2 separate regions of the Homo sapiens genome follow, and region 1 is linked to region 2. A link is a loop called in an ENCODE intact Hi-C map of the cell type or tissue named here. Cell type or tissue: IMR-90. All regions are shown on one strand. Each heading gives the region's core, and the rest is flanking DNA. Links, peaks and the distances in the headings are about the cores only.

The links. Hi-C counts contacts between places; a loop is a spot of excess contacts. Peaks named below come from ENCODE experiments on the same cell type or tissue, not always from the same donor. Only the 100,000 strongest peaks of a DNase experiment are listed, where the experiment ranks them.
Region 1: a loop joins it to region 2, with 2.1 times the contacts of the local background. A loop is called at or near these places in 2 of 110 quality-filtered maps.

The regions. Positions count from the first base shown.
Region 1 is chr14:71,706,841-71,716,708 of GRCh38, forward strand. It overlaps SIPA1L1 (signal induced proliferation associated 1 like 1), which reads left to right. Exons shown (of 24, transcript NM_001386936.1): 17 at 2,382-2,824. Among named protein-coding and RNA genes, the nearest start is that of RGS6, 220 kb to the right of the region's middle. In IMR-90, for the core only: no CTCF peak of the experiment used is centred there; DNase peaks (open chromatin) are centred at 5,081 and 7,611; H3K27ac peaks cover 2,879 bases.
Region 2 is chr14:71,484,409-71,494,276 of GRCh38, forward strand. The region is part of intron 2 of SIPA1L1 (signal induced proliferation associated 1 like 1); the gene reads left to right. It overlaps LOC145474 (a long non-coding RNA gene), which reads left to right and starts at 3,453. Exons shown (of 1, transcript NR_027046.1): 1 at 3,453-5,306. In IMR-90, for the core only: no CTCF peak of the experiment used is centred there; DNase peaks (open chromatin) are centred at 4,643 and 8,153; H3K27ac peaks cover 441 bases.

The sequences.
Region 1 (9,868 bases), core at 674-8,673, 220 kb after region 2:
CTAGCCAATATGATGAAACCGTCTCTACTAAAAATACAAGAAATTAGCCAGGTGTGGTGGCACACACCTGTAGTCCCAGCTACTCTGGAGGCTGTGAGACAGGAGAACCGCTTGAACCCGGGAGGCAGAGGTTGCAGTGAGCTGAGATCATGCCACTGCACGCCAGCCTGGGTGACAGATCAAGACTCCGTCAAAAAAAAAAAAAAAAAAGAAACTGGCATGTCCTACTCCTGCCCCTCCCCTTAGCCAATGAAGAGCCTGCTCCTTCCTCTACCAAAAGACACACACACGCACGCACACACACACGCACACACACACAGTTCCTTCTCTTCTCTTTTAATCTCCAGCAATCATCTAGACTTCCCGCCTCCCTCTAATTTAAAATATTATTTTATTCAGATATCTTTTAAATTCTTATTTGGGAAACTCTATAAAATGTTCTTTCTAAGCATCTAAGCCAGCATATGGAAAGAGTTCTATATGTTTTTTAAATTGAGATATAATTCACATACCATAGTATTTACCCATTTAAAATATACAATTGAGTGAGTTGTAGCAGCATTTTCACAGAGTTATCCGGCCAGCACTGCTTGATTCCTGGGCATTTTCGTCACCACCACCGACTGCTTGTCATCCCCTGGGAGACCTAGACAGTCACCAGTTTCTCTCTCTGGATTTGCCTACTCTGGACATTTCATACAAATGAAATTATACAATATGTGGCCTTTTGAGCCTGGCTTCTCTCGCTGATTATGTTCCCAAGATTCATCCATGTTGTAGCATGAATCAGTACTTCATTCCCTTTCATAGCTGAATAATATTCCATTTTACGGATATACCCTATTTTTTAATCCATATATTAGTTGATGGACACTTGGATTTTTTTTTTGTTTTACTTTTTGACTATTATGAATAATTTGGCTGTAAACATCCACGTACAATGAAACATGCCTTTTTATTTCTCTTGGGTATATATATATACCAACGTAGAATTGCAGCTGTTTTCCCATAGTTACCACCCCATTTTATATACCCAACATTGCCAACATTCATTATCATCTGGCTTTTTTTTATTATAGCCAAAGTGGCATCTCGTGGTTTTGATTCGTATTTCCCTAATAACTAATGGTATTGAATATCTTTTGATGTGCTTGTTGGACATTTGTTTTTTGGTGTTTTTTTTTTTTTGTTTTTTTTTTTTTTTTTGGAGAAATGTCTATTCAAATCATTTGCCCATTGTTTAATTGGGTTATTTGAAGCACAAAAGTTTTAAATTTTTATGAAGTCCAGTTTATTTTTTTCTTTTGTTTCATATGCTTTTGTTGTCATAGCTAAGAAACCATTTTATAACTGGAGGTCCTGAAGACTTACACATATGTTTTCTTGTAAGAGCTTTATAGTTTTAGCTTTTACATTTAGATCTTTGATCATTTGTGAGTTTATTTTTCTATATGGTAAGGATCCAACTTTATTCTTTCTTTCTTTTTTTTTTTTTTTGAGACAGGGTATCACTCTGTCACCAAGGCTGGAATGCCGTGCAGTGGCACAATCTCGGCTCACTGTAGCCTCAACCTCCTGGGCTCAAGCGATCCTCCCACCTCAGCCTCCTATATAACTGGGACTATAGGCAGGCACCACCATGCCTGGCTAATTTTTGTATTTTTTGTAGAAATGGGGTTTTGCTGTGTTACCCAGACTGGGCTTGAACTCCTGAGCTGAAGCAATCCACCTGCCTTGGCCTCCCAAAGTGCTGGGACTATAGGTGTGAGCCACTGCCCCAGTTCCAACTTTATTCTTTTTTGCATGTGAATATTCAGTTGTCTCACCATCATTTCATGATAAACCTAATTTTTTCCCCATTGAATTGCCTTGGTACCTCTGTATAAATTTCACCTCAAAGCATGTCTTAGAAGGCTGTCTCCTAAACAGAGGCTAATTGGGGAAGGAGGTCTCTCTAGACATAAGTCTTATATTCAGCCTTCTATTTACTCTGAACAAATAGGGCTTTTAGAATTAACATGCTTTCTAATTATAATCCCTTTGGAAATGTCATTTCCTTTCTCTTTTAAGATACTAAAACTTCAATGACAATTTAAATTTCTTCCTGACTAAAATAATCTCAATAGTATTGATACTTTAGCATAAATCAAATAATGAAAAATAGATTAAAAAAAAAAAACACGTTTCTAGTACCCTTTACCATGGATACTTCTGAATGGACCATAGTGACATAGGTTCCCTGTCTTACTGTGACTAGTCATTATTGGAACTTTTAGGCCTTCAGAGCCCTATAACTAGAAATTAATCACAGTGTCATTTCTGTTATTCTCTTGTTCAGGAAGCAAAACTTTGCACTCAAATAAATTCTGCTTCTCTTGCAGTCTGATAGCCACTACTCGAGCCACTCCAGTAGCAATACTCTCTCCAGCAATGCGTCAAGTGCCCATAGTGATGAGAAGTGGTACGATGGGGACCGCACAGAATCCGAACTCAACAGCTATAACTATCTGCAAGGCACCTCTGCTGACAGTGGCATTGACACCACCTCTTATGGCCCCAGCCACGGCAGCACAGCCTCGCTGGGGGCTGCCACATCGTCACCTCGCTCAGGGCCAGGCAAGGAGAAAGTGGCACCCCTATGGCACAGCTCCAGTGAAGTAATCTCCATGGCAGATCGGACTTTGGAGACAGAGAGCCACGGCCTGGACCGGAAAACAGAGTCTTCCCTGAGCTTAGACATACACAGCAAGAGCCAAGCCGGCTCGACCCCTCTGACAAGGGAGAACAGCACCTTCAGTATAAACGATGCTGCTTCCCACACAAGGTAACCACCCTTCCCCGCTGTCTGATTCCCAGCCCAGACCTAAGCCCAGTTCCCTGGCCTCAGCCCACTTTACTTTGCTCAATAGTGTATAAGGAAAGGAGGTTTTTCTGCAGTGACAATTATTTTTATATGTTTAATGCCCTTTATTTGCCTTCAAAATACTTTAATCCTGCAATTTTAGTGCATTATTTTAAACTGTGAGAAAATTTTGCAGATTTATTCTTTTTAAAGTTGGATTTGATTTTTAAAATAATGTTCCTGGCTACTACAATTTGAGAGGAAATTTGTAATTTTGTAATGTTGGCTTTCGGTGAGTAATAGGGAATGTATACTGGGACAAGCTTTTGAAGACTATGTTTTTAAAATATTGACCATATTGTTAAAAGACAGAGGTCTTTTCTGAGTAACAGAGCATCGTTTGCGATGCCAAGCACGTCCTTTACGTGCCTCTCAAGCCGAGAACCTCACTTACCTGATATTTACATTGTAACTTTTTTTCAGTAATTGGCTCCTGGCAGCAATGGGTTGAGAGTGGGGGATGTCCAATAGAAACGTGTAGCTAAAATTAGACATACCTTTCAGAATAGGAAAGTACACATTCCCCTGTATCCTTGGAGATCACACCTCTAGATAAAATAAATACTATTTGTCGTTTCCTCTTGATTGGAGCCTAAAATCCCCAATGTGACAAGATCCACATAGGGAAGAAGCATTCCATCACTGTCTTTTTAGGCCTGTTGATCTCTGTGTGGTTTCTCCTTTTATCTTCGATTGTTGTCAGTCATTGATCAATGTGTGAGACCATCTAACCTTGCTGTCTTCTGGGTCTGCTATGATTATGACCGCAAGAAAAATAGTAGAGGCTGGGCGTGGTGGCTCACGCCTGTAATCCCAGCACTTTGGGAGGCCGAGGTGGGCAGATCACTTGAGGTCAGGAGTTTGAGACCAGCTTGGCCAACATGGTGAAACCCCGTCTCTACTAAAAGTACAGAAATTAGCTGGGCATGGTGGCAGGCACCTGTAATCCCAGCTACTTGGGAGGCTGAGGCAGGAGAATCGCTTGAACCCAGGAGGCAGAGGTTGCGGTGAGCCAAGATCACACAACTGCACTCCAGCCTGGGCAACAGAGTGAGATTCTGTCTCAAAAAAAAAAAAAAAAAAGAAAGAAAGAAAGAAAAAGAAAAGTAATAGAGAGGCTTAATTTAGTTTTTATTTTTCAAATGGAAATCTAGGCACATAATCTGTCAGTAAACCCCAGATAACCTTAAGGAGAGAGGACATCCTCTACTTAATTTGGATTGCTTTCACTTGACCAGCTAAGTATTTTGTTTTCTCATGGAGTCTCTATCGCTACTTATCATTGAGCTTCCCTTCATTTAAAATGTCAGGCCCCATGGAATGAAGCCTTTCACTAGTTTTGTTTCTGTTTACCACTACCACATTGCAGATCTCAAAATGATGGTGATAGGTCTGGAAACTCCATGGCTTCCAAGCAAAAGGAAATTGGGAAAGTAGTCTCAGTATTCTTGAGTACTATGTATTCCGTTCCACAATTCAGAAAGTAGATTGTTTGATTCAAATGGTATAAGAGATGTGTTTGCCAAAGTAGAACAGGAAGTGGGCATCAGATGCCATAACCATATAGACAGAATCACACAAGACAGAATGATGACACTCGCTGGCTGTTCTTGGCACATCCCCATCTCAGTAGACTGTGCATTGACTTAGAACATTTTGCATATCTGAATAGTTTCTCTCTGGTTTTTAAGTTTAGTTTGACTCCTATTTCTTTGGTTTTCAATTTGTCATTTTGAAAGGAGGATGCCTTTTTTTAAGAATGTCTTCCATCTGAAAATATTTCTCTGGTCCAATGTGATGGCAGAAGAAAGTTGGTTATAGAGATCTTGTCTCAAATGGCATCACCATGGAGTGAGATTGGAAAGAGCTGGGCCCCTGAAACCAAAGCACAGAATGTGCGGCTGTGCCATTATCTAACAAATCCCAGGGGATCAACAAAGCTCCCTGAAAAAAGCATCTGGGTTTGCATTATCTGAATGTGCTGACTGGAGCTGCCTGAAGGCCTCAAAGGATTATCTAAATTTTCTGCTTCTAACTGGAAGAATGCAGAATCATTGAAATCATCCTTTAGAAATAACTCTCCTATTGAAAGTCAAACTTACTAGAGAAGAGAAGAATGTGGCCATTCAGGGAGGGTGGCAGAGCTTCTCACCCACTCATTTGAGTCACATTCATTTCTAGACTCTGGTAAGTAGGGATGTTTTGAGACTTTGGTATGTTGATCTTGGCAGAGTGAGTTGGATAATCAGAGCTTTAGCAGCCTGCCTTTTCTGGAGGAAAGGGGACTTAGCCACCAAATGCACATTGCTATAGAAAAACTAAAATCACAGCAAATTAGAGTGTTTGTGTCCTCAGAAGACAGGAACAGCAATTAATGTAGAGATATCTTGACAGTGCTTAAAAGAGCTTGTACCTGGGACTCAGTGACAAAGTCTAAATTACAGTGATTAAGTTTCACTGCATCTTTCTGGCTGGGCTCCATTCCTACCTTCTCTGTCCTCTAGTCTCCCTCTTGATGATCATGCAGATCTTTTGTAGCTCCTCATGAGAGCTACATTAATACAGGTTGGTAATTACATAGAGTTGCTATATTTGAATGTCATTAAAAGAAGCCACACATACTGGTAACTTTCTATAACTAAAAACGTCTATTAATTGCTCTAAATTATTGCTCCCTAGAATATATGTGTATCTTTATGAAGCTTGGAAATTTAGGGAGAAAATTTATTTTATTTTATTTTTTGGTAATGGCTGTTTCACTTTCAGATCTTAAAATGAACCACTGAAAAAAAAAAGATTAGTGGTAAGCCTAGGAGAGGTGAAGATAGTAGTAATTTAAGGACATTCTTAAATTTAAGCAGCATTCATTTTCTTCTTAGCGTTCTGGCCTTGGCAGTAGGCAGTGCCAGTTTGTGTGGCAATCAAGGACCTCCTCAGTTAGTCCAAAATCCTCTAGACCTGCTGACCAATGCTGTTTCTGGTGTTGGAGCTTAATTTGAGAACACACATGAGAAAGCTAAAAACCCTACCTCATGCTTGCACATAGATATCTCTTCTGTAACTGACTGACCTGACTTGTTTTGGTGTCCACGGTTGTTAGCCAGCTATTCTCCAGGTCTCCTTCCTCTTGCTTCCCTAAGGCCCCCTCAGACACCTGTAGCCAATTACTACCCACTTATGCGATCACATATACCTTTTTACTGCCATCTAGTCAGTACAAGAGGATTTTTCACCCAATATGTTCATCCTAAGTATATTTGCATAGGCCGTGCCAACATGAGCATAATAGATTGATACTCAATACATGCCAATGAGCAAATAGGAATAACTAGCTGGGCACGGTGACATGGGCCTATAGTCCCAGCTGCTCAGGAGGCTGAGGCAGGAGGATCATTTGTACCCAGGAGTTAGAGGTCAATCTGGGCAACATAGTGAGACACTGTCTCAAAAAAATGAAAGAATGACTTTTCTTTATGTTTTTTGCCTGATGACTCAAACCAGTTCAAAAGTTACATAAATCCTCAACTCCTGGCTCTTAGAAAACCACTAACTATTTTGAAGGTTATTGTACAGATGCATCAGTATTTGCACAGAGCTGCAGTGCTTATAGGTGTAGGTATGAGAGCATACATAGAGTCTTTGTGTAGCATGAAGTCTTAGTAAACTGTCATGTCTACATAAAAGTTTGTAAACTCTACGAAGTATGACAAGGAAAAACTTTAGAACAGCTAATATACAAATATCAGTCAGGATCTAGATATATGTTGGTCAGTGTCTGACATTATCACTGGAAGAACTGGTTAAAGACCAAGAAAAATGCCTGCCCACAGTTGTCAACACAGCTCAATTTCATGAATGTGCTTTTTCTGGTTGATGGTTCATGCCACAAAAGCTGTATGTTTCTTGAGAGCTGAGGAAAAGAAAGGCTTCTTATGTGTGGTTTACATTGAACATTAGGACTGCCTCAGGCTACTCTGGCACACTGGGCTGTCTGTGTGCCTCTGTGTATGCCCTGTTCCCTGCACCCTCATTGGCATCCTATGGATGTGAGAAATATGCCTTCCATCTTTGTTTAGAAGTTACTCCGTTGTCTTTACCTGTAACATTTCCTTCTCTAAATCTTTTCTGCCTGGAAATGTTTTTTTTTTTAGTTACTAACAATTAATTGCCTCTCTTTTATATTTTTTCCTTAAGATGAGAATGTTATTTTTCTAAATATTATGGACTAACTCAGAATATGAAAATTCACCCTCTAAAATAACAAAACCAGAACTTCTCTTAAGAGATGTGGTTGACTCTATTTGCCTTAGCCTAGGTTGTGGGTATGGATCATTTTAATTGGCAATTTTTGCTTTGCATCACCGCATACAATAAACATTCACGATTATGTTCTATGTTGCTGTTACATGGCAGAACTCCAGGTGATTTGGCCTAAGCGATCTTGCCACACCTCTTCCAGCTTTTGGGGGTGGTTATTTTATCCAGAACCAGTTACTTTTAGTAACCTCAAAGACTGAAAAATAGAACCACTGAGGAAGAAATTTCAAGTGAACCTTGAGAAAATGAGCCCTCTGTCAAGCCACAGATGCTTGATGCAGATCTCACCAACAAAACATTTTTTTGCTTTGTTCTATGAAGCAACTAATCCATTCATTCAGTTGATGTAGCAAGCCCAAATTCTTCAAGTGTCATTAAATCATAAGGCCAAAAGGAATTCAGAAAGGGCAGAGAGCCCATTCTTCGTCATATGTAAAGCATTCTACCAGGATGAGAATTCATACAATTGTTTTATTGGGGCAGTGGGGAGGGAAATAATCTCAAGAGATTTCACAGCTTTTCTCTCTTTTTTTTTTTAAAGACAGGGTCCCTCATTCTGTCACTCAGGCTAGAGTTCAGTGGTGGCCCTGCAGCTCACTATAGCCTCAACCTTCTGGGCTCAAGTGATCCTCCCACCTTAGCCTCCTGAGTATCTGGGACTATAGGCATGCACCACTATGCTAAGCTAATTTTTAATATTTTTATAGAGACAGGGTCTCATCATGTTGCCCAGGCTGGTCTCATACTCCTGTGCTCAGGCAGTCCTCTCACCTTGGCCTCCCATAGTGCAGGAATTACCGGCATGAGCCACTGAGCCTGGCCCACACAACTTTTCTAAATAATTTCAGTATATAATAAGTCCTCTCCCTTTTCAATATTTAATTCCATTCCTCTAGCTACAGCTCAAATACACAATTAAGAGAGAATAAATGTCTTTTTATGAGCTGAGTGTTTTCTAAACATGAAGATTTTTGACATCTAAGATTCTGAGAACATGTGTTGGCCCTGCTTGCCTTAACCTAGTTATTGGATATAGATTATTGACTATAACGTGGTCATTTGCAAAAAAAGAAAGAAGGAAAATTTGGTATAGCTCTCTACCCCCAGGCAAGTTGGGAGAGGAACATAAGGAAAATAGATTTGGAGCCTGAGACCCTGGTTCAAGTCTCAGTTCTACCATTGGTCAGCTATGTGGCCTGTGGCCAGTTGTACCATTTCACCTGGCTTGTCCCTCATCTGTAATCTAGGAGATGGCATATTGGCCATGGAATACACCATAGGATTTTAAGGTGCACAAATTAAACAGATACAAGCACATGGTGACAAATGAAGATGGCTTACTATTGCATCTTTCAGTTCACTGGCCAGCAAACTGCATTTCAGCAGTCAGCTTGTTCAGATTCTACACAATAGACAGCAGGTCAGAAACTCAGTGGCTAATGGATAAAGCCTGCAGCTGGTAATGTGCCATGTCATACACATTAGCATAGCCTAGTACCACCAAACCAAAATCCTGTTCCACCTACTAAATGGCTGTTTTTACATGTCTGTTGAAAATAAAAAAGATTATCAAATGTATTGCAAACTGTAAATGTCATTTTAAGACCAAAGGTTTTTTGTCATTTCCTTTTGTAAGCTCTTCATCACCTGCCTTAACAATTTTCTAGTGACTTTTCTTTTAACAAGCAGGTATCTCCCACAGCTCTTATAACTACACTTTGTGTGTTTCATCCTATAATCATATTTTCTCTTCTCAAGCATCTGGCTTTGTTTTCTTTATCCTTTTTAGATGCAAAACTTGGACATGACACTCTTCTCAGCTATGCCCAATAAAATGATAATGTTCATAGATATCTTGTTAGCCCCTTATTAAATAGCTTAGCGTTACAGGCTTTTCAGCTTGTGGTCCACGGTGATCCCTGAGGCTTCTACTGCTGCATATAGCTGGCCACTCATTTCCCTATGCTGTATGTATTAATATGCCCTTATACTGTTAAATTTCTGCCTTTTATAGATGGACAATTTTTCTTTACTGCAGTCACTTGGATATCTTCTTTGTCAACTTAATCATCCCTACTTCACTTGTTTTCCCCCAGTCCTTTGGAATTAGTGTCTTCTAAATTGTGTTCCGTACGGTACTCTATTGGATAGAGTACAGAACTGGCTAGTGCTGAACACAGTGGGAGGAGTCCTCCTTAATCATTATCCTCCACATTATCTGTCACCCAAAGGCTTGTTATTTGTACAAGCAATCACAGGAAACCCGATCAGCTCTCCTCTCCTTGGTATTAGACCAGCATTCAGCCATTGCCCAGATTTTGCCACAGCCATTTGACAGGTGACTAATTGCTTCTCTCTGCTTCCTGAAAATACCATCTTTAGCAGGCCAAGCTTGTCTAAAACCCCCTTGCCATTCCTAAATAGTAGATGACTCCAAGTTTTCCCATCAGCAGCTTTCTACAACACAGACAGTGGCTGGCAGATGTTTTTCACAGGATATGATGATCTCAGTGACGATGCAGGAATTCACAGTGGTCTCCCCAGGCCTCATAGGTTCAGCACTCTGGGCCTTGACTGATGACATTCAGGCTTCCCAATCCTGTGTGGCTCATCGCTTGGCAAAGTCAGCAAATAGATGTAGGTCCTCCT
Region 2 (9,868 bases), core at 1,136-9,135:
AATAATTATAAAATGCCCATTATGTGTCAAACATTTTGCTAGGTTCTTTATATATATTAGCACTAATTTTTCCAACAATGTTAGAAGGGGAATGATTTCATAGTGTATCAGAAGGGCCAAGCATTATTTTCATTTTATGATTTTTAGGAACTAGGGCCAGAGAGAGGGAAATTAATCTGCAAGGTTTTACCTGCAGTTGGTGATTATTAGAATCAGGATTGAAATCTAGGTTTGAATCTGGACGTGATACTCATTTTGCTATCCCAGAAAACTGATGTTTATGTAACAACTTACCATACAGTAGGAATTCAGCAGTTATTGTCAGATAGCAGAGACTTGACAGTAGGCTTATTGTTAGTTTGGCAACCAATATTTGAAATAGAGAGGAATAATGATTTGTTTTAAAAAGTGAACAGAGCTAAAAATGGAAATGGAATTACTTTGCTTAATGCCTCCATTTGGATTTTGTTCCTAGCTTTAAACAAAACCTATGCTTAGAGTTAAGTTAGAGTAGAGAACATGATCCTGACTCTTCTGCAGTCAGTAGACTTCTGATTCTGCACAAAGACAGGAGTACCCCTCCCCTTACTCCATCCCAGCCCTGTGGAATTACTAAGTTTAGATGAGTGTAATTCGTTGCCCATGATCCTTTAGCTATTTTGGAGGGTGGGAATAGAGAAAGAGGTACAATAACGTTTCCACAAAAACCAAATGAAATGTGTGTCACTTATCAGGTAAGTTGCCATAAAGCAGCTCTACCTTTTAAAGATAAAATGACAGGATATCAGTAGCAGAAGAATGCTATTACAGTTAAGTCCATGAAATCCTGTGATGATGGGCAGTGGCAACCAGATATTCATTTAGAGAAGGGGTCTCCAACCCCCGGACCACGGACCAGTACCAGTCTGTGGCCTCTTGGGAACTGGGCTGCGTAGCAGGAGGTGAGCAGTGAGCAGGCAAGTGAAGCTTCATCTGTATTTACAGCTGCTCCCCATTGCCCATTACCACCTGAGCTCCGCCTCTTGTCAGATCAGTGGTGGCATTAGATTCTTATAGGAGTGCAAACCCTATTGTGAACTGTGCATGTGAGGGATCTAGGTTACGTGCTCCTTATGAGAATCTAATGCCCGATGATCTGTCACTGTCTCCCATCACCCCCAGATGGGACCATCTAGTTGCAGGAAAACCTGCTTAGGGCTCCCACTGACTCTACATTGTGGTGAGTTGTATAATTATTTTATTATGTATTATAATGTAATAATAATAAAAATAAAGTGCATGATAAATGTAATATACTTGAATCATCCTGAAACCATTCCCTACTGCCCCCAGTGTGTGGAAAAATTGTCTTCCACAAAACTAGTCTGTGGTGCCAAAAAGATTGGGGACCGCTGGTTTAGGGCATAGACCCCCAAATTGATTCTTATCTAACAATTCACCTGGCTTGTAAAACACAAGGAAGCTTTTGTAAATTGCTTACATTTGTTGTTGTTGATGTTTAACTTCCATTTCCCCCCCTACATTGCCTATACACCCTCTCTCCAGAGATCTTTCTGTTGGCCCTACTCACTCTCCCTAATTCAGCACCCAGAGTAGATCAGATGTTTCAAGAACTGGGTGTCTTTCCTGCCCAAAGAAAACATTGGAAAACATTTATTTTGATTTAAAAAGATGTTTCATAATCATACGGATGTGCGATTTAGACAGAAAAAGATAGTGAATCATGAAATATTTTTAATACCCTAAATGTATTTGCAACTGTTTTTTGCCAAATCTTACCATGTGTACTTTAAATATTCTCCAGCATCTGCAATGAAATTTCTGTTTGACTAGTAGGAACAGCTATCTGACTATACAGGGTTCGATTTTCTGTGGGGAAACCACTTGGGGTGGTGTTTCTATCAAGTCATCAGGAAAGGACACAGGCTCCTGGCTTTCAGCCTTTTGGGTGTAAGGCCTTTGTCCCCAAATCCACAGGAGCTCCAGCCTAGTTGTCTGCAAGAGGAGGGGAAAGGAAAACAGGCAAATGAGACTTTCTGGAATCTCTACTCATTGACTTCTACTTGAAACTCCTTGGCCACTGCTATCTTCAAGGGAGGCTCAAGTGTGGTGTTTAAATGGGCACTTTGCCAGCCCAAATAAAATGATACTTCTATCGCTAAAGAAGGGGAGCGGAGTGGAAACTGAGTTTGAAAAAGTTGACTTTCTGCCATCAAATACAACTTTTATTTTTTAAGTCATGAATCTGCCTAACCATCTTGCCAAAATTTAGAGTGAAGGGTGTTATTTAAGAGTATTTTAAAGAAATATTTCAGCTTTCGACAAATTATTTCCCAGGTCATTTCTATGCTTTTGTAAAATTCTTAATGCACCATTATTACTTTCCAATAAGTAATCTTTTAAATCTATAAATATTATTCAGGGTTTAAAAATAGAACAGGATTGATATTACGTGCTACAAATTAATAAATTTTTTCATGCTTCTTCTAAAGGCGCATGTTTTAGAAATATTTATGTAAAATTATCCGGTCTTTCTTTCTCACAGAGGCCCTTCTTTAGATAGAACTCTTGAAAGCTCTCTCCCTAGCATGTTAAGAACTGCTTTGGGTAGCTACGCTGATTCAGTACCAAATTCTGCCATAATCTTCTGATGGCACGGTGGTCTTTCTTCCCTCTGGATTTTTCTGCCTGGTAAGTTCTCTGCATGAAAAGTTCTGCTTACTCCTCTTCAACCTGGAAACTTCTTTTGATCCTTCAGGTTTCACGTCTTCTGCTCAGCCTTCTTTTCACATGCGTGCTGTTTTCCCTCCCCTCCCCATCACCTTCTGACTGGTTTAGTGGCTCAGGTGCTCCTGGCTGGTTTAGTGGCTTAGGTGTTCCTACTGAATGTTCCCTGGTCTCTGCCTACCGCATCATAGAGAGGAAGTTAAGCAGTGGTGATATGGAGAAAATGAGATAGTTCCTGTAAATACTCCAAACAGTGCCTGACTTCTCATAGGAAGCATGCATTCTGTATATCCATCATTTTTTCACATTGCATTGCAGTAACTTCTCTGCTTTTCTCAGTGATAAATTCTTGGAGGGCAGTTGCTATGGTGTGTTAGAGCTATTCCTGGCATCTGTGTATGGTGTATAGGGCATGGTAGGTACCCATTAAATATGTAATGAATGAGTGTGCATGGGTGAGCAGGAAGAGGAGAAAGGAAGACTACCTAGAGCTCTCCAGTGTCCACTTTCACTCTGCTCAGCTCTTGGGGACATGAGGAAGTGAGATCTGTGGATCCCAGAGGTAAAGAATGAGGTGAGGAACAGCAGTTTTTCACCATGCTTTGTTTTATTGAATGAGCTGGACCTCATGCAGATACCAGGGCATAATTGAGAGCTATAATTATTTGTCATTGGAAGACTCATTGTAGGAGATCTGTATTCATTTGCTCAAGTTGTCATTTAACACTTGAATATCTGCTATATGCTGGGTTCTAGAGCTGCAAAAGAGAACAAGAGTAGTCTTTACCTTTAGGATTTTCCAGGGAACTGGGGGAGACAGACAGATACATACACATACACCCCATCCTCAGTGTGTAGGTGCCATGACAAATCAAGGCTTTTGATGCAGATGCTATGCTTTCACTTCTCATGGTCGATACTTTTTGAATCTTAAAGTCTGATTGTTCAGATATCTAGAAAAGGAGATGTCTGGCTTTGCTCTGCCCTCTGACTCACTGTGTTGGTTTATCTTTAGGCGTGGTGGAGGGGGCCAGAACTACTGGCTAATGAGAGAAGGCAGACCTTGTTAGTGACATGTACAAATGGGCACATCTGCTATATTCACTTTCATTACTGATTATTAATAGTTTATTAAATGGAGTTTACTGAATTACTATTATTTTGGCTTAAAATATATATATATAATTTATGTAGTTCTATGTTTATAGATGTGTTTTCAGAGGTGTATTTGTTTTAGAATTTCACTCTGTCCTGGAAGTGATTTTTCAAATGTGGATATTAAAATGGATAGGACATAATTTCCCAACTAGTACAGTATGCTAGTGCCAACCTTATACCACTGTTGTAGTACCCATGAAAAATAATTTTTAAAAAGCTGTAAAAGTTCCCAGTGCTTTGAGGCTTCTTCAAAATTGAGAATGATGAAAATTTCCAAAATTATCAGTTGATGCCATAATTATCTCTAAGAGATGTTGTAATAGGAAATTCATGGTTTTCCTTTATTTTCCTGTTTCTGAACACAAAATTCAAAAGAAAACTCTTTCTTCCTTGTCACTGAGACTCTTGGTCAGTGTAGGCTGTGAACTTGTACTTTGTGAAGAGAAGAGTACTGTGAGGAAGCTTGAAAATACTGTAGGTTTTTGTTGGCATCTTCTTCTGGATGGTATTCATGTACTCTGCACGCCACTGAAAATATGCTCTGTTTTTCATAAAATATGCTCATTCTTTTATACTGAGCACTCGGAAATTGGTTTTCCCAAACCATCTTAGTGGAGAATGGCCTGCTTTTATCAGTTATGTGAAGAAGTAAATTCCAGGCTCCTCAGCTGCAGGATGGCTCCTTGTTCACAGCTGCTGCTCTTGCCTCTGTGGAAGACGCCTGCTGCTAAGAGAATCTTTGTGTGTTGTGTATAAAATGAACTTTGTTTGGACCATTCCACAAGCAACTTAAACTGCTTAGGAGTCCAGCCAGACATTCCTCCCCAGTTGATCATTTAAATGGAGGTCAGATTTAGAACCCAACTTATATTCGTTTAAAAATAGACATTGCCTTTAGAAAACTGACCTTTGGTACATTTGGGGCCTAGGGATCTGATAGGCTATCTCTTATGATGCACATCGCTCTGTTTTAGACTCTGAAAGGCAGTATGCCTTTGAAGCTAGATAACGTCAGTGTGCTTGTAACTTGGGACCCAGTCTGTGTGCTATATGTCTGCTTCTTCAGTCCACACTCATTACTTCCAGGAAATTCGTGAGAAGATGAGAGATTATTCGTTATAGAATTGAGTATGGTTTCTCTACACTAATTTTATTGGATATTTTCCAGTTTGACTAGGAAAGGTTAGAGAACATGGAAAGAAAATTTAACAGGTTAATTTTAAGGTAATAAGACCATTGTATTGATATATTCTTCAGTGTGATTTAGGTGAGTCAGGAATTTTTCCTCTGGAGACTGCCTAAATCAGGGATGTCCAATCTTTTGGCTTCCCTGGGCCATACTGGAAGAATAAGAATTGTCTCAGGCCACGCATAAAGTACACTAACACTAATGATAGCTGATTAGCTTAAAAAAAAAAAAAGAAAAAAAGAAAAATTGCCAAAAAATCTCATAATGTTTTAAGAAAGTTTATGAATTTGTGTTGTGCCGCATTCAAAGCTGTCCTGGGCTGCATGTGGCCTGCGGGCTGTGGGTTGGACAGGCTTGTAAATGTTATTAAACCTACAAATGAGAAAGGTAAGACTAGTGGCAGCTCTCACGGGGCTGGAAGTCAGTTTATCATATGTTGCAACTTAACATTATTCATTTATGCAAGTGAATAATCAGTTATCAAAATATGGAGGGATTCTTTCAAGCCTCATTTATCACACACAAGTCTAAGGTTTACATAGAATGTGTTAAACAGATATGTTAATAGGGTAAGATTGGAGTAGAGAAGGTTATTGCTAACTTTTTAATAATCAGAGAAGTGAACATATATTGAGCTTGCATAGATATAGTTAAATTATTGCCTAAAATTTCAACTAAAATTGAAACAAAGTGGTAATAAGTTATTTTGATTTCATTAAAAAATAACCTTGAAGGACAATATTTTTTTTTCTTCATGATTTAACAGTGTTACTTAAGCATTTATTTTGATGTAGGAAAACCTGTATTTATTTCTGGGCACCACTTTTCTTGTAGTCTTAATGATTATCATCTTAACCAACACCTTTGTGTAATAGTTTCCTTGAGGCTGATGATACCTTTTAATGGTGTCAGTGCTTAACATTATGTCTTTTTGGTACTTTTCAGCAACACAAAATTATAAATTATTTTGTGACTAACTGTGTCTAAATTTTTTTTTACATCAAAATAAGTATTTTTAAAAAAGAAAATGTGGGTTTTTAAACTTGTATTTTATTTATAAGAGGATGTATTGTCCATGTTATTATAATAATTGATGTGTTTCCAACAGAGGACCTCTGTGAATATTTTTGCATTGCCCACACAGGTGATGTGTGAACATCTCCAAGATTGTTGTGCCATTAACTAGCTCCTACAAAGTGTCATACAGCAACATTATTTGAAACACTTGTGGAAACATTTGGAAGCATTTATCATTTTTTCTTTGTTGTATACCCATTTGAACAAAAGCAAAGTAATTGCTTACAATAGTTATTTTTTCATAATAACATAAATGCTGAATCTATAAAAAGTAGAATTTCTTTATAAAGATGACCTTAAGTTTTAGCTACCTGATATCGTACATACATCGTAGAGAACATTTTCAAAGGTAGGGGTTTAATAGGAATGAAGATGCCTGTTCCTGATACTGGGAAGTTTGCTTATTTAACTTAGTAGCAATGATATTTATCATATCCTAATATTTTATAATGCTCTGTATATCACTGAGTGCTTAAGTAGTTACCCTTTTTAATCCTCAGAGTCCTCCCTTCAAACAGACAGGATGTCGATATTTAAAAATAAAAAGAAATTAAATTCACCTATTAATATATTTCTAACTCATTGGAAAGGAAATGTCAACTACCAGTTGATTTTCAAGAGTCTCTTTAATTTCAGTTTTGTTTTTCCTTCATTACAGCAGGATACTCAAGCAAACTGAATGTGGCTCTTGGAAACTCTGAGCTATCTTTGGGTTCAGTTCTCTGAAGTTTAAATTACAGTTGTTCCTTTTGGTGATCATCATTCATTCCTCTTTTTCCCCTTGAGCCCCTTCTATGTGTCAGGCCTAGGTTCTGGGGACAGTATATCTCCAAACTGACATTGTACTTATCTTCATGGAACTTAATGGCTTAGTGGAAGAGAAATGAAACAAATATGGACATATGAACTGTAATCAGTGCTCTAGAAGCAATATAAGCAGTAGTATTAGGGAGCAACCTGTTTGTTGTTGTTGTTGTTGTTGTTATTGTTGTTTTGAGATAATCTCATTCTGTCGTCCAGACTGGAGTGCAGTGGTGCAATCATGGCTCACTGCAGCCTCGACCTCCCCGGCTCAAGCAATCCTCCCACCTCAACCCCACAAGTAGCTGGAACAACAGTCAAATGCTCAGCCTGCCTTGGCTTCCCAAAGTGCTGAGATTACAGGCGTGAGCCACCGTTTCAGGCTTAATGTTTTATTTCAAACACACACACACACACACACACACACACACACACACACACACACACACACACCCCTTCCCCCGCCCCCCCACATGAAGAGTTGGCATTTGTAGGCTACATTTTCAGTAAATTGTAAATGAAGAGAATTATGAGAATTTACCTGATAATCCTCATTTATTATAGTTCGGGTTGTGCGTGTGTGGGAAAAATGCTGTCCTGTTTCTGCTAATCCAAGTCTGTCAGCACCATCTCCCCTCTGTCACCTAATGATTTGACTGTATTTCAACCTGTGTAATGGCGAGGCACCACGGTAGCTAGCATTGGCCGAGATGCCTGTCCTTGACAACAAGGTCTTTGTTTGGCTGTGTTGGGAAATATTGGCTACTACCAGGGCTGAGTGCAAAGAGGGTGGTATAGTAACTCAGTTTTTCGTGCTAGCAGCCTGATGGCACAGTTACAGCAAGGATTTGGCAGGAAGGAGCAAGTGTGGATTGCTTGAAGTTTCAAGGGGAGATGAGGCAGGAGAGAATTTAGAACTGTGGTGTTGTTTTTATTAGTTTAGAAGTTTTAATCTTCAATATAGCCGTGTTTTTTTCCAACAGCATAAAGGGTCAGCTTGATGCCCTGTTAAAAAAGAGCCAGAAGTGGGGTTTACAGGTGACAATTTTAGTGTGTTCCTTTTCTTTAAGAAAAATCTTTGATTCTGAAAGAGCTTGACAGAGCTGTTTAATAGTGTGGACATCTGTTGAGGCAGATAGCAGTTTTCTGGATATAGGTCATGTTAATATAAACTCTGGATATAAACAACCTCTGCTGTCTGCTTCAGACTTGAAGACTGTGTGATAGGACCAGGCCCGTGCGGTAGCTCTTTAGTGGTCAGAATATTTGTGAGTGAAAGCCGCTCTTATTTTTCAGAGACAGGAGCTCACTCTCTCGCCCAGGGCACAATTATGGTTCACTCCAGCCTCAATCTCCCAGGCTCAAGCGATCCATCTCAGCTTCCCAAGTAGCTGGGACCATGGGCATATGCCACCATGCCTGGCTAGATTTTTTTTTTTTTTTTAATGTAGGGATGGGGTCCACTCTATTGCCCAGGCTGGTCTCAAACTCCTGGGCTCAAGCAATTCTCCCACCGTGGCCTCCCAAAGTGCTGGGATTATAGGCATGAGCCATTGTGCCCAGCCAGTAAATGGCATTTTCATACATTTACCTCCTTTTTTGTTGTCCCGGAAGGCAGAATCTGGGATCTCTTTTACTTATGTAACTGTTCTCCAATTTCCAAATCAATTTATATCGAAAGAATATATCTGTGGTGCCTGCCCCTTTATCCCTCCCCCAAAACATAGGTATTTATTTTTTTAGAGACAGGGTCTTGCTCTGTCACCCAGGCTGGAGTGCAGTGGTGTGACTGTAGCTCTGTAGCTTTCTGCAGCCTTGAACTCCTGGGCCCAAGCAATTTTCCTGCCTCAGCCTCCTGAGTAGCTAGGACTACAGGTGCCCAAACCCTCCACGCCCCCAGTTTTTTTTATTTTTGGAGTGATGGGGTTTCACCATGTTACCCAGGCTGGTGTTGAATCCTGGGCTCAAGCAGTTTTCCCCATTCACCCTCCCAAAGTGCTGGGATTACGGGTGTGAGCTATTGCACCTGGCGAAAGTAGTTGTTGAAGAACTACTTGGGCAGATGGGAGGTCTTGTTTTACTGCTATGTTTGTGAACAATACAAATTCAATTATTTTTGTGGATGTGACTTCTAGAGAAACAATTAAATTGATTAACCAGAGTGACTGAGGAGACTTTCATTATGTTTCTCCAAGGACATAATGTTGAACAACAAAAAAAGTATTTTGACAAAGTATCATCACCAAAGTATCCCTCATCAGAATATATAGCACAGGCTGGAAACTTGGATTATTGTTTCTTACCTAAAAGCAGTCAGTGGAACAAAGGTTATGTATGTTCTGTTAGCAGTGAAGCTGATACTATAAAGTCTATATGATTTTATTCAAATGGATTAAGAAAATTAACGTGTGTTTATATTTGGAAAACGTCAGATATTTTATGAATAAATTTTAATTCAGCAAATATTTGTTTTTATTACTCCTTAAAGGATAGATTCAGCATTTTGTTTGTTTTTTAATATTATGAAGGAACTTTATACTCCTGATCACTGATGATGTGGGCAGGCCAGCCCGAAGGGACTCCGTGGTTCAGTCTTTACCATGCAATAGCACAGGGGCTTTTGCTTTTAAACATGAGTTCTCTGATTGGGTAGTGCTTGTGTGAGTATTGAAAAATCTCTACAATTGAGGCTTTGGAAGGTTATCAGTTTTACACCTTCTTGTCCTATTCAGATGCCTTTAATTTTTGTTCTGTTTTATTTTGTTTTGCCTTCTTGTAACAGTTAGAATCTTCATTGGATTGTTGAATAGAAATGGTGACAGTGGACGTCCTTGTTTTGTTCCTGATGTTAGAGGGAAAGCTTTCAGTCTTTTACTGTTGGTATGATGTTTGTTCAGGCTGAGGAAGTTCCCTTAT